2 separate regions of the Homo sapiens genome follow, and region 2 is linked to region 1. A link is a loop called in an ENCODE intact Hi-C map of the cell type or tissue named here. Cell type or tissue: GM12878. All regions are shown on one strand. Each heading gives the region's core, and the rest is flanking DNA. Links, peaks and the distances in the headings are about the cores only. Region 1 overlaps LINC02615 (long intergenic non-protein coding RNA 2615). Region 2 has its middle 110 kb from the start of LINC03140.

What was found. Hi-C counts contacts between places; a loop is a spot of excess contacts. Peaks named below come from ENCODE experiments on the same cell type or tissue, not always from the same donor. Only the 100,000 strongest peaks of a DNase experiment are listed, where the experiment ranks them.
Region 2: a loop joins it to region 1, with 18 times the contacts of the local background. A loop is called at or near these places in 7 of 110 quality-filtered maps.

The regions. Positions count from the first base shown.
Region 1 is chr4:128,451,291-128,456,673 of GRCh38, forward strand. The region is part of intron 1 of LINC02615 (long intergenic non-protein coding RNA 2615); the gene reads left to right. Among named protein-coding and RNA genes, the nearest start is that of LINC02615, 26 kb to the left of the region's middle. In GM12878, for the core only: a CTCF peak has its summit at 3,156 (motif pointing right); a DNase peak (open chromatin) is centred at 3,191.
Region 2 is chr4:128,673,105-128,678,487 of GRCh38, forward strand. No RefSeq gene overlaps it. Among named protein-coding and RNA genes, the nearest start is that of LINC03140, 110 kb to the left of the region's middle. RefSeq lists enhancers at 1,938-2,197, 2,288-2,377. In GM12878, for the core only: a CTCF peak has its summit at 2,287; a DNase peak (open chromatin) is centred at 2,187; H3K27ac peaks cover 1,269 bases.

The sequences.
Region 1 (5,383 bases), core at 281-5,280:
TCCAATCATGAGGTATTTGGCATGATTCAATTCTTTGAGGGCTGTGAGACTAAGGCCCCAGTTTCTCACAGGCTGTTGGTTGGAGGTCTCCTTCAGTCCCAAGAGAGAGCACCAGCACGAATGAAGTCACAGTCTTTTGTAACCTAATCACAGAAGTGACATCTCATCACCTTTGCCATATTCTATTTGTAGAAGCACGTCACCAGTTCACATTTACGGGCAGGGGCTTACCCAGGGCATGAAAACCAGAAGGCAGGAATCATTGGGAGCCACTTTAGAAGCTGCCTGCCACCATCCGATGTATATTGTCACACTTGTCCTTATAATGATCCTCCAATGCAGCGTTAGTCCTCTCATTTCACAGATGGGGCAAGTTCTCAGACTTTAGTACTTGCACCTACTGACACATTTATCTTTAGTGACTCATCGTGTTCATTCATGTATGCATTTATTCCACGACTATGATGTGAAAGTACAAAATATTAGGTATGCTACTGTGCTAGGTGCCAGTAAGTTTTATTCTTGGTAAACTATAGGTGTATACAGCATCCTAGTAGTTCTTCAATGAGTATTTACTGAGAGGAAGAACTGTTCATTATATATGTATATATATATATGTATATAGTAGTGCCTAATTTATTGTGTTATACCAATAGTAGATGGTAGTAGTAATTAGTATTTATATTATTAAATATAAAAATTATATTTTATGTATTATAAGAATATAATAATTCTCATGAGTTGTTAATCTATTTTTATAATTTTAAAATATATAACTGGGAGTACTCTTCTGGTTTTTGAGGGTCTAGGATTCAATAACTTCTGTTTCAGAGATGAATAAATATAGATGAATAGTGGTTATGATATAGACGATGCCCCAGAAACTGAAATGGAGAATTTCATTCCAGTCCTATTTGTAGCCCAAACTCTATGTACAAACTACATGGGAAAAGCTGACATGTAACTTGAGTCAGCTCCACGTTAAACACACATTGAGTACCTGCCATAGGCATTAGCAAGGCTCATCATTGTATTGCTGGTGAGATCATGTACAAAAATAATTTTGCAAATTGAAAAATACACATAAATATAAAAGAATTTTTTAAATTGTTTGTGCTGCTTCCTTAACTCAGGGAAGCCTACAAGGTGCCAAGTTCTGTGGTAAGTGCTTCTTAAAATGTTACTTAATCCTTCTCACAACTGCTCTGAAAAGCAAGGTCAGAGCTCCTGGTTGCTGGTGGTTCAAAAAGGGTTCATTTCTGTCTGCTGAGAGGGCTCTGCGATCTGTGAGTTCGTGGTGGCCAAACATAGGGAGACTTCCAAGTGAAACCCTCGTTGATGACATAGTGAAACTGTGAGTTTATTGAAGTGGGAATACACCCCCTCCTAACTTACCCCACACAGAAACAGATCTGTGCAAACATGCTTGTCCTTTTTAGGATGATACAATAACTTTTGAGATAATGGAAGATACTCTGGAATCTTGGAAGTCAGTGAGAGGAACTACTGGCATAGTAGTTCTTGACTAACAGAAAGGCAGGAGTTCTCACAGACTAGGGTTAGCTGAGAGACAGTGATTTGGCCATCTCCAACCTATGCAATTACTCAGGGGCCAAAGGAAAGACAAGCCCAGTTTAATAAAACCCAACAGCAGGGATGTAGAGAATCAATAAATGTTGGTTGATGTCCACAGGGCAGCTTGGAAGCAACTGGAAGACCTTTTACAGCTGGTTATTTTTGAACAACAATCTAAGATGTATAAAAGCAGAAATAAAAATAACTGAAGAAAGGAGCCCTGACTTGCTGCCTTGAAATCATGAGTGTGCTGTGGTTGATTTGTAGCTTTTTGCAGTATGGTCAAGATGACCCCTGATTCAATACCTCCTTTTCCTACCACCTGCCTCCCCTGGGTGGGGGAGGGGAAAACCGTGCTAAAATATTCTATAGAACCAGTACTCTAAGAAGCAGCCTCTATAGCAACCAAGCAGGTAGGAGGTAGCTGCTGTAGTTTCTATCTTTTACCTTTTTCCTCCAAATATCCAGATTTCTAAGGGGTGAGAAAACACAAACACCAAAAACATCATTGGAATTTTGGATTAAAGACAAGACAGCTATCTGTCTTGTCTCATTTTTGATACACCAGCTGATAATTGGGCTATATCTGAGTCTAAAAATAACACATAGTACATTAAAATAATATTCCTTGGCTACAATTCCAAAGTGGTATTCTGGGATTTCTGTGCATTAATCCTGTAACAATAACAGGATTTGGGCTTTTAACTCCCCTGGTGTAGCTTTGAAAATCTAGCCTAAAGCAGCTAATGTTGCCGTTTAAATCATCCTCTCACTATCCTTAGGGAAATGTGGAGATTAAAAAAATGACAGCCCAACTGCTCAAATGACCTATACCTGGGAGAATAAGAGAAACAACCTATTTCCTCTCAGGAACTGGGCCGATCAATATAAATATTTCAAAAGGACCATCATGCAATAAAGGCCTTGGAATTTGTATCCTACATCAGAGCACCCTAGATATTTCCAACATAGACCTATCAGGTTTTCCACAAGGGAGGGAGACATTGTAACAGTTGAATAACTGGAACTGAACTGGGTTGCACGTGTGTGAGCCTCTGTGTGTGTGTGTGTGTGTGTTTGTGTGTTTAGGAAAGGAAGGGAAAGGAGGCCATTATTATTGTGTATGTTTCTGGTAAACATTCTTTTTTTCCCCTACTGAAACTTGGGCGTATCCCAGAAATTAGGTGCTGTTAATCGTGTCAGCTAAAAAAAAAAAAAAAAAAAAAAAAAAAGCATGTTCTAAAATATGCACACAGTTCTAAATTGAAGCTCTAAATAGCTTTAAATTGAAGTGGCAGGAGTTTTTCAATGATACCATTAATTGCATTTCATTAATTGGGAAAAAGAGCTTTTGTGTAGCTGTGGTTATGATGGGCTGGATTTAATCAGTGTAGGTACCACTAACAGGCTGGCACTGCTTTCGGCCTGCAATGCCTTTGAAATTCTAAAATGGAAAAGGAGGCCAACACACTGAGCAATTATTTCAGAACAGATTGCCCGTTAACATTTCATAATATCACCGAAATACATCCTTTCTGGGACAGAGACTTGCTTTGGCTATGAACATCCAAGAGGTGGCAGCACCCCATGCTCCGTTGGCTTTCTGCATCCCTCCAGATGAGAGCTCACCGCAGAGGTCTCATCATTGCGTCACCTGAAAGCCAGTTAGGAGGGCGGAGGTGGGGGGGAGGTGATGGAGGGAAGAGGTAGCGTTTTGTATTTCAGTTCTTCTGGAAGAGTTCAGGAAACAGCTGCATGGATTGTTTTAAATGGACTTGAAAAGGTTTTTCTTTTCTTTTCCTCCCTGAAATCTACTGCCCTGTGCAGTATCTCTCTATGAAGACCACATGAGTGCACTTACGTGTTCTCTGATTCACTCCCTGAGGGAGGAAGGAAGAGTTTCAATTGCCTGGGATCCCCTGAGACCTCATTTTCAATTCTCTGCACTTGTCTTTTATAAACACAGGAAGGTGGGATGAAGACGGCATTATTGACAATTATTTTTTGAGCATGTATGTGGGCAGGGCACTGACCACATCATCAAGAATGTGACACAGTCGGCTGCTAGGATAATTCTCTTCTTCCCTAACTGTTCCTCCAGGTCCCCCATACACATAGAAATCTCATGCTAAAAATATTTTACACAACAAATAGCTGTTGAGATCGCATCAAACCCTGAACAATAAGGAGCAATATAACCTTACGTGCTAGGTGTCATGTGCCTGATATGAGAAGCATCTGGTGACATGGGTGAAGGAGTGTCAGGGCTGGTCTAGCCTGGCCACTGTCCAACTATCTGTGGAAACTGGCCCTCGTCATGCTAGGAAGTGTGAGGGCAAGAGCTGGAATACACTGAGGCAGCCTTGCTGTTGGGGGTTATTGGCAGCTGTTGGGGGTTAGAGACAGGACTCTCATGGGTAAGTAGTGTGCAAAATGCCACAGGAGGCTGGAGCTGGGCTCAGCAACAGTCTAGGGTCCAGCACAGCTCAGCTGTGGGCCTATCCCCATCCTATCCAGCACAGGGACTTGGCCTCTGTGTACACCACTACGGCTGCTTGGCCTCACCTTCAACTCTGTGTACCTTTTCCTTAACTCATTTCTTCAGCTTAGTCTTGACCTTGACACCCTCATACCCTCTGTCCCATAGCTTTCCTACATGGCACCTGCTCTCTGGGTACATCTTTTTAGCTTCTGGTCCCACTAACAATTCAGAGACTATTTTCCCTGTATTTCCTGGTTAATTTTGAGGGAAGTGTGGAGGGGGAAGGGAAGGAGGAAGGGAAGAGAGACTCATTGGCTGAGTTAATTGCATTCTTCCTGTCTGGACAGAGCTTTGGAGGCCAGGCCATCTCCCAGGGGATGAGTTAGGCTCTGCTTGGCCACCTTTGAGTCACTTTTAGACCTGTGCAGGGCTGTCCCCCAGCCTGGGCTATGGGCATGGTTGTTCCCTTCAGGAGGACCGTGGATGTGGTAGACACCAAATTTGACATATTGTCCCTTTCCCCATACAAAGGAAGGCTCAACGATGCTGGATATCCTGCTGTCAGGGTACTACCCTGGTGAGTTGCTCAGACTCTAGGAAGAGAGAAAGGAACCTCTTTTCTTCTTTACAAGAAAGCAGTCATGAAGCTTGGAGAATACACATAAGAGTGATAATTTACACTCAATCTTCAATGATTCCAGAAACTTGGGGAAAGAGGTACAGATCCTTCATTTGAACCATGATGCCATGTATTTTGCATAGCGCAGCTTGGTTTGGACTAGGCTGAGGGAGGGGAGTGGCTGAGTTAGATACCAGTCTCCTTGTTATAGTCAAGTCTTCCTTAATAAGGTCTCAAGCTTGCATTTTAATCCAAAGACAGATTCTCGAGTGCTACCTCTTGGTGCTACTTCTAGGCGCCATGACATATTCAGCAATGAGCTCCTCACCTGTTGCCCAGTGCATTGGCAGCATCCCTGGTTGATGCAGCCAAGCCATCTGGAGCAGGGCAAGGGGGGCACACGGGGTATGAAAGCCAGATAGCTGCCAGATGCTGCAGTTTCTTGGCTGTGGCCTTGGCCTTCCTCTAGTCCTTTCACTATTATGCTGAGGGCATGTGGCAAAACAAGGCAGGCCCCACGGGCAGCTTATTTGCTTTTGGCTACTTCCAGTTGAGCCACCAAGAACTTGAGGAGCTTTTTCTTCTTCAGCTATTTTTCTTGAGAGCCTGAACATCCCCTCCATCTCTTCCACTTGTAGCGCTTGTAGTCAGCCTCAGCCATAAGCCACTGACAAGAGTGTATTAACTGCAGATGTGAGGATGAAGCA
Region 2 (5,383 bases), core at 82-5,081, 220 kb after region 1:
AACCTTTATGTCTAGCTAAGGTATTGTAAATACACCAATCGGCACTCTGTATCTAGCTCAACGTTTGTAAACACACCAATCAGCACCCTGTGTCTAGCTCAGGGTTTGTGAATGTACCAATCGACAGTCTGTATCTAGCTAATTTAGTGGGGACCTGGAGAACTTTTGTGTCTAGCTCAGGGATTATAAACACATCAATCAGCACCCTGTCAAAATGGACCAATCAGCTCTCTGTAAAACAGACCAATCGGCTCTCTGTAAAATGGACCAATCAGCAGAATGTGGGTGGGGCCAGATAAGAGAATAAAAGCAGGCTGCGTGAGCCAGCAGTGGCAACCAGCTCGGGTTCCCTCCCACAGTGTGGAAGCTTTGTTCTTTCGCCCTTTATAACAAATTTTGTTGCTGCTCACTGTTTGGGTCCACACTGCCTTTATGAGCTGTAACACTCACTGCGAAGGTCTGCAGCTTCACTCCTGAAGCCATCTAGACCACGAACCCACCAAGAGGAACGAGCAACTCTAGACGCGCTCCCTTAAGAGCTGTAACGCTCACTGCGAAGGTCTGCAGCTTCAGTCTTGAAGCTAGCGAGACCACAAACCCACCAGGAGGAAGAAACTCCGAACACATCCGAACATCAGAAGGAACAAACGCCGGACACGCGGCCTTTAAGAACTGTTAACACTCACCGTGAGGGTCCGCGGCTTCATTCGTGAAGTCAGTGAGACCTAAAACCCACCAATTCCGGACACAATACCAGCTACTCAGGAGGCTGAGGCAGGATTATTGCTTGCACCGGGGAGGCAGAGGTTGCAGTGAGCCAAGATCGTGTGGTTGCACTCCAGACTGAGTGACAGAGCGAGACTCCGTCTCAAAAAAAAAAAAAAAAAATATATATATATATATATATATGTGTAGTATGTATATATATATAAAATAAAACTATTCCTTTTTTCTGTTTTCTTTTTTTTTTCGAGACAGAGTCTCGCTCTGTCACCCAGGCTGGAGTGCAGTGGCGCGATCTTGTCTCACTGCAACCTCCGCCTCCTGGGTTCATGCCAGTCTCCTGCCTCAGCCTCCCGAGTAGCTGGGACTACAGGTGCCCGCTATCGTGCCCAGCTAATTTTTTGTTTATTTTTAGTAGAGACGGGGTTTCACCATGTTAGCCAGGATGGTCTCGATCTCCTGACCTTGTGATATGCCTGCCTGGGCCTCCCAAAGTGCTGGGGTTACAGGCGTGAGCCACCGCGCCTGGCCTATCTCTGTTTTATTTTCATATCAATAATGGACATAGAAGTTTCCCAATCCCAAAATGGAACATGGTGTGATAGAATGCAGGCTAGTAAGAATGAATGAAACACCACTCTAAGAAGAAGCAACCTACTACTAGGTTTCCATATGGCTTAAATTATATTAGTTAAACTCTTTTTGTCTTAAATGGGTTGGATAAGAATTTGTGAATGCTCCTGATTCTTTTTTTTTTCCTCCTTTTTGGTTTGTTTGTATTACTATAAATATTTCTTTTCTTTTCTTTTCTTTTTTTTTGAGACGGAGTTTTGCTCTTGTTGCCCACGCTGGAGTGCAGTAGCGCAATCTCGGCTCACTGCAAGCTCCGCCTCCTAGGTTCAAGTGATTCTCCAGCCTCAGCCTCCCGAGTAGCTGGGATTACAGGTGTCTGTCACCACGCCTGGCTAATTTTTTGTATTTTTAGTAGAGACCGGGTTTCACCATGTTGGCGAGGCTGGTCACCAACTCCTGACCTCAGGTGATCCACCCGCCTCAGCCTCCCAAAGTGCTGGGATTACAAGCGTGAGCCACCGTGCCCGGCCACCATAAATATTCTTGTAAAGCAATTGTGACTTTTCTCATTGACCATGTTGTCTGGGGATTCATTCTAGAAAACTGCTGTTTAAATATTGTGTATTGGGTATGAATTATCCTGTATTGTTCATGACTCTGACTACATTGTCTTTCTTATTGGCAATGACTGTAAGCACCATTGTTAGTGAATTTGGCTAACAGCATTTGAAGCAGATGAGATTTTAGCTCACGCCTTGATAGCTGCATTGGCTCAGTCTAAGCTAAAGCCTTATTTTCATTAAAGGGAGCAGACATGCTGAGGAAGAAGGTGCTATTTTTACATAGGGACTTTTTCTACTGAAACCACATGAGAACACTATGCTGTTAAAATGATCTCAAGCATGCTGAGTTAGCTGAAGAAACAATATGCATGTTGCCAAAATCAAAGCAGTACTATTCTGAGCCTCCTCTCTAAGGTCCTCTAGCTCTCCTTGGTGGTCATGATGAAGGGAGTAGGAGAGGAGCTGGTGAGAATGTGTAAATTACAGGTAAGTGAAGGTCACTTCCAGTTACCTAGAAGAGATTATTCAAATTCTTGGTTATTTGGTTATTGACATCAACCACTGAGATATAAGAAGTTTTATTAATTATATATTTGCATGTCACTGACATTTGTTAAGTAATTGCTTTTATTCTATATATATATATTTAAAGTAAAACCAGCATAAAACAGTATTAAGACTAACTTTAAAAATGTCAGAAACAGGCCACGTGCAGTTGCTCACACCTGTAATCCCAGTACTCTGGGAGGCCAAGTTAGGGGGATCACGCCCACCCAGGAATTTCAAGCCAGCATGGGCAACAGAACAAGACTTTGTCTATTTTAAAAATAAAATATATTTTATAAAAACAAACAAAAAACCAAAAAAAGTTAGAAACAGAAAATTTTGGCAGAAGCCCTCCAACTCCAGTTAAAACAAACAAACAAACAAACAAACAAAAACTATTAGTCTTTCTCTTTTTCTTTCTCTTTTAGAGACAGAGTCTCACTCTGTCACCCAGGCTGGAGTACAGTGGTGTGATCGTAGCTCACTGCAGCCTCGAACTCCTGGACTCAAATGATCCTCCTGCCTCAGCCTAGGACTACAGGCACACGCCAGCACATCCGGCTACGTTTTTTGATTATTCGTTTGTTTGTTTGTTTGTAGGAACAGGGCCCTGCTATGTTGCCCAGGCTGGTCTTGAACTCCTAGCCTCAAGCAGTCCTCCCTCCTTGGCCTCCCAAGGTGTTGGGATTACAGGCATAAACCACCATGCCCATCCTAAATGCTATTATTATCAGAATTTGTCATGATTGCAGACTGCCATGATTAAATATTATTATTATTTAATAATAAATTTAATATAATAAATAAATATTAAATATATGACAGGTACTATCTTAAGCATTTTACAAAATTATTTCATTAGTTCTCACAATAATATTGCAAAACAGTTCTTATCTTCATTTACAGAAAACAGTGCTTCCTTTGTGCTCCTGATAATAACTGTCATGCTATAAATTATACTCAGGTAGAAAGTAACCGAGATGGGATTCAAGCATAAGTACAAATATATGAGTATCTATCTCCAAAGCCCGTGTTCTTTCACCAGGTCATGCAGCATCTCTGAGGATGACACATACAGTTAATAAGGAAACTGCACATATAGATTCCTCTAACATAGAGCTTTTCATTCTTCACTCTCCTCCTCCCAATCCATCTTCAAAACAGTATAAATGAAAACAAGTTAAAACACACCAAAAACAGAAAAATAAAAGTCTTCTCTCTTGGTGATCTTCAATTGCTACGGGTAAATCACCATAAAATTTAGTTTCTCTTGTCCTCAAAAACTGGAAGATTCTCTCCTCACACAGCAGAATTTGAATCAACTCCTTGTTTATTTTACTCACAGACAGGTTTACTTAACAGAAAAAAGTAGTTGGAGAAGCTCTTGAACAGATAGAGATGTTAATATATAGGAGCTCACATCACCTCTCCTCTTCTATCTATAAGATGGAATTCCTTTTGTGGCCAAAGTTACTTCCCAGACTTGAGTGCAGATTCATGGATTTGGGCAAGGAGAGCACCATAGCTGCTTGATTGGGAAAGCCAGAGGTTACAGCCACACAGAAGTGAATGGCTCTGGAATATGACAAAAGACAGGAGGATGTTACCAAAGTTAGTATGCCCTGGATTTGAGGAAAAATTGGGGGAGTTTGGAGAAAGAGGAAATGAAAGATTTAGGGAGCAGCTGGAACATATATAGGAAATGGAGAGTTATGGAAAGAAAATTTTAAAACATTTACTGAGTGTTATTAATATTACCCCAACTCCTGAGTCATTTTCCTTAAAAATCTACAAAAAGGGTCAGGTGCTGTGGCTCACACCTGTAATCCCAACACTTTGGAAGGCTGAGGCAGGCGGATCACCTGAGGTCGGGAGTTCGAGACCAGCCTGACCAACATGGAGAAACCCCATCTCTACTAAAAATACAAAATTAGCTGCCCATGGTGACACATGCCTGTAATCCCAGCTACTCTGGAGGCTGAGGCAGGAGAATCACTTGAACCCGGGAGGTGGAGGTTGTGGTGAGCTAAGATCATGCCATTGCACTCCAGCCTGGGCAACAAGAGCAAAACTCCGTCTCAAAAAAAAAAAAAAAAAATTCTACAGAAAGGTGTTAACTAATGTTCAGCAACTTTTGGAGACTGGACTAGTGTTTTTTTGCTAAGATGGAGCCACAAGGTGGATGGACTTTACATGGGTTGTACTCTCAAGAATGATAGATTTTGAAAATGTTTGCAAAGACATCAGTGTTGGGGCTCAGAAAATGATACCCCAAAGTATGGTGCTTTGATATGCTGAGTACTTTGAACCAAAGAATCAGCTTCACGCCAGGCGCGGTGGCTCACGCCTGTAATCCCAGCACTTTGGGAGGCCCAGGCGGGCGGATCACAAGGTCAGGAGATCAAGACCATCCTGGCTAACATGGTGAAACCCCGTCTCTACTAAAAATACAAAAAAAAATTAGCCAGGCGTGGTGGCAGGTGCCTGTAGTTCAGCTACTCAGGAGGCTGAGGCAGGAGAATGGCGTGAACCCAGGAGGTGGAGGTTTCAGTGAGCCGAGACCGCACTACTGCACTCCAGCCTGGGCGACAGAGCAAGACTCCGTCTCAAAAAAAAAAAAAGAAAAAATCAGCTTCAGAACCAAGGTCTCTTTGATCTTCCCTCATCTCCCTGTCTCTCCATCTCTGTATCTCCTGAAATGCAGGGAGGGAAGTTCTTCCAGAAGGAACATAATTGTGTGGATCCCTCTCCCTGAAATCCACATTAACCAGAGATTAACCAGCAGGAAAAGAAACTAAAAGTCTCCAAACCGAGATGGACTTTTTACCTATTCTTCTGAAGGTTGCTATCCTAGAGACTTTATCTGCATCACAAAACAACCGTTTTTCACAGTGTGGTTCTTCCCCTTACCCTTCCATTGCTTGAGTCACCCCTTACCCTTCCATTGCTTGAGTCACCACCTCCCTTCCAAAAGCCCC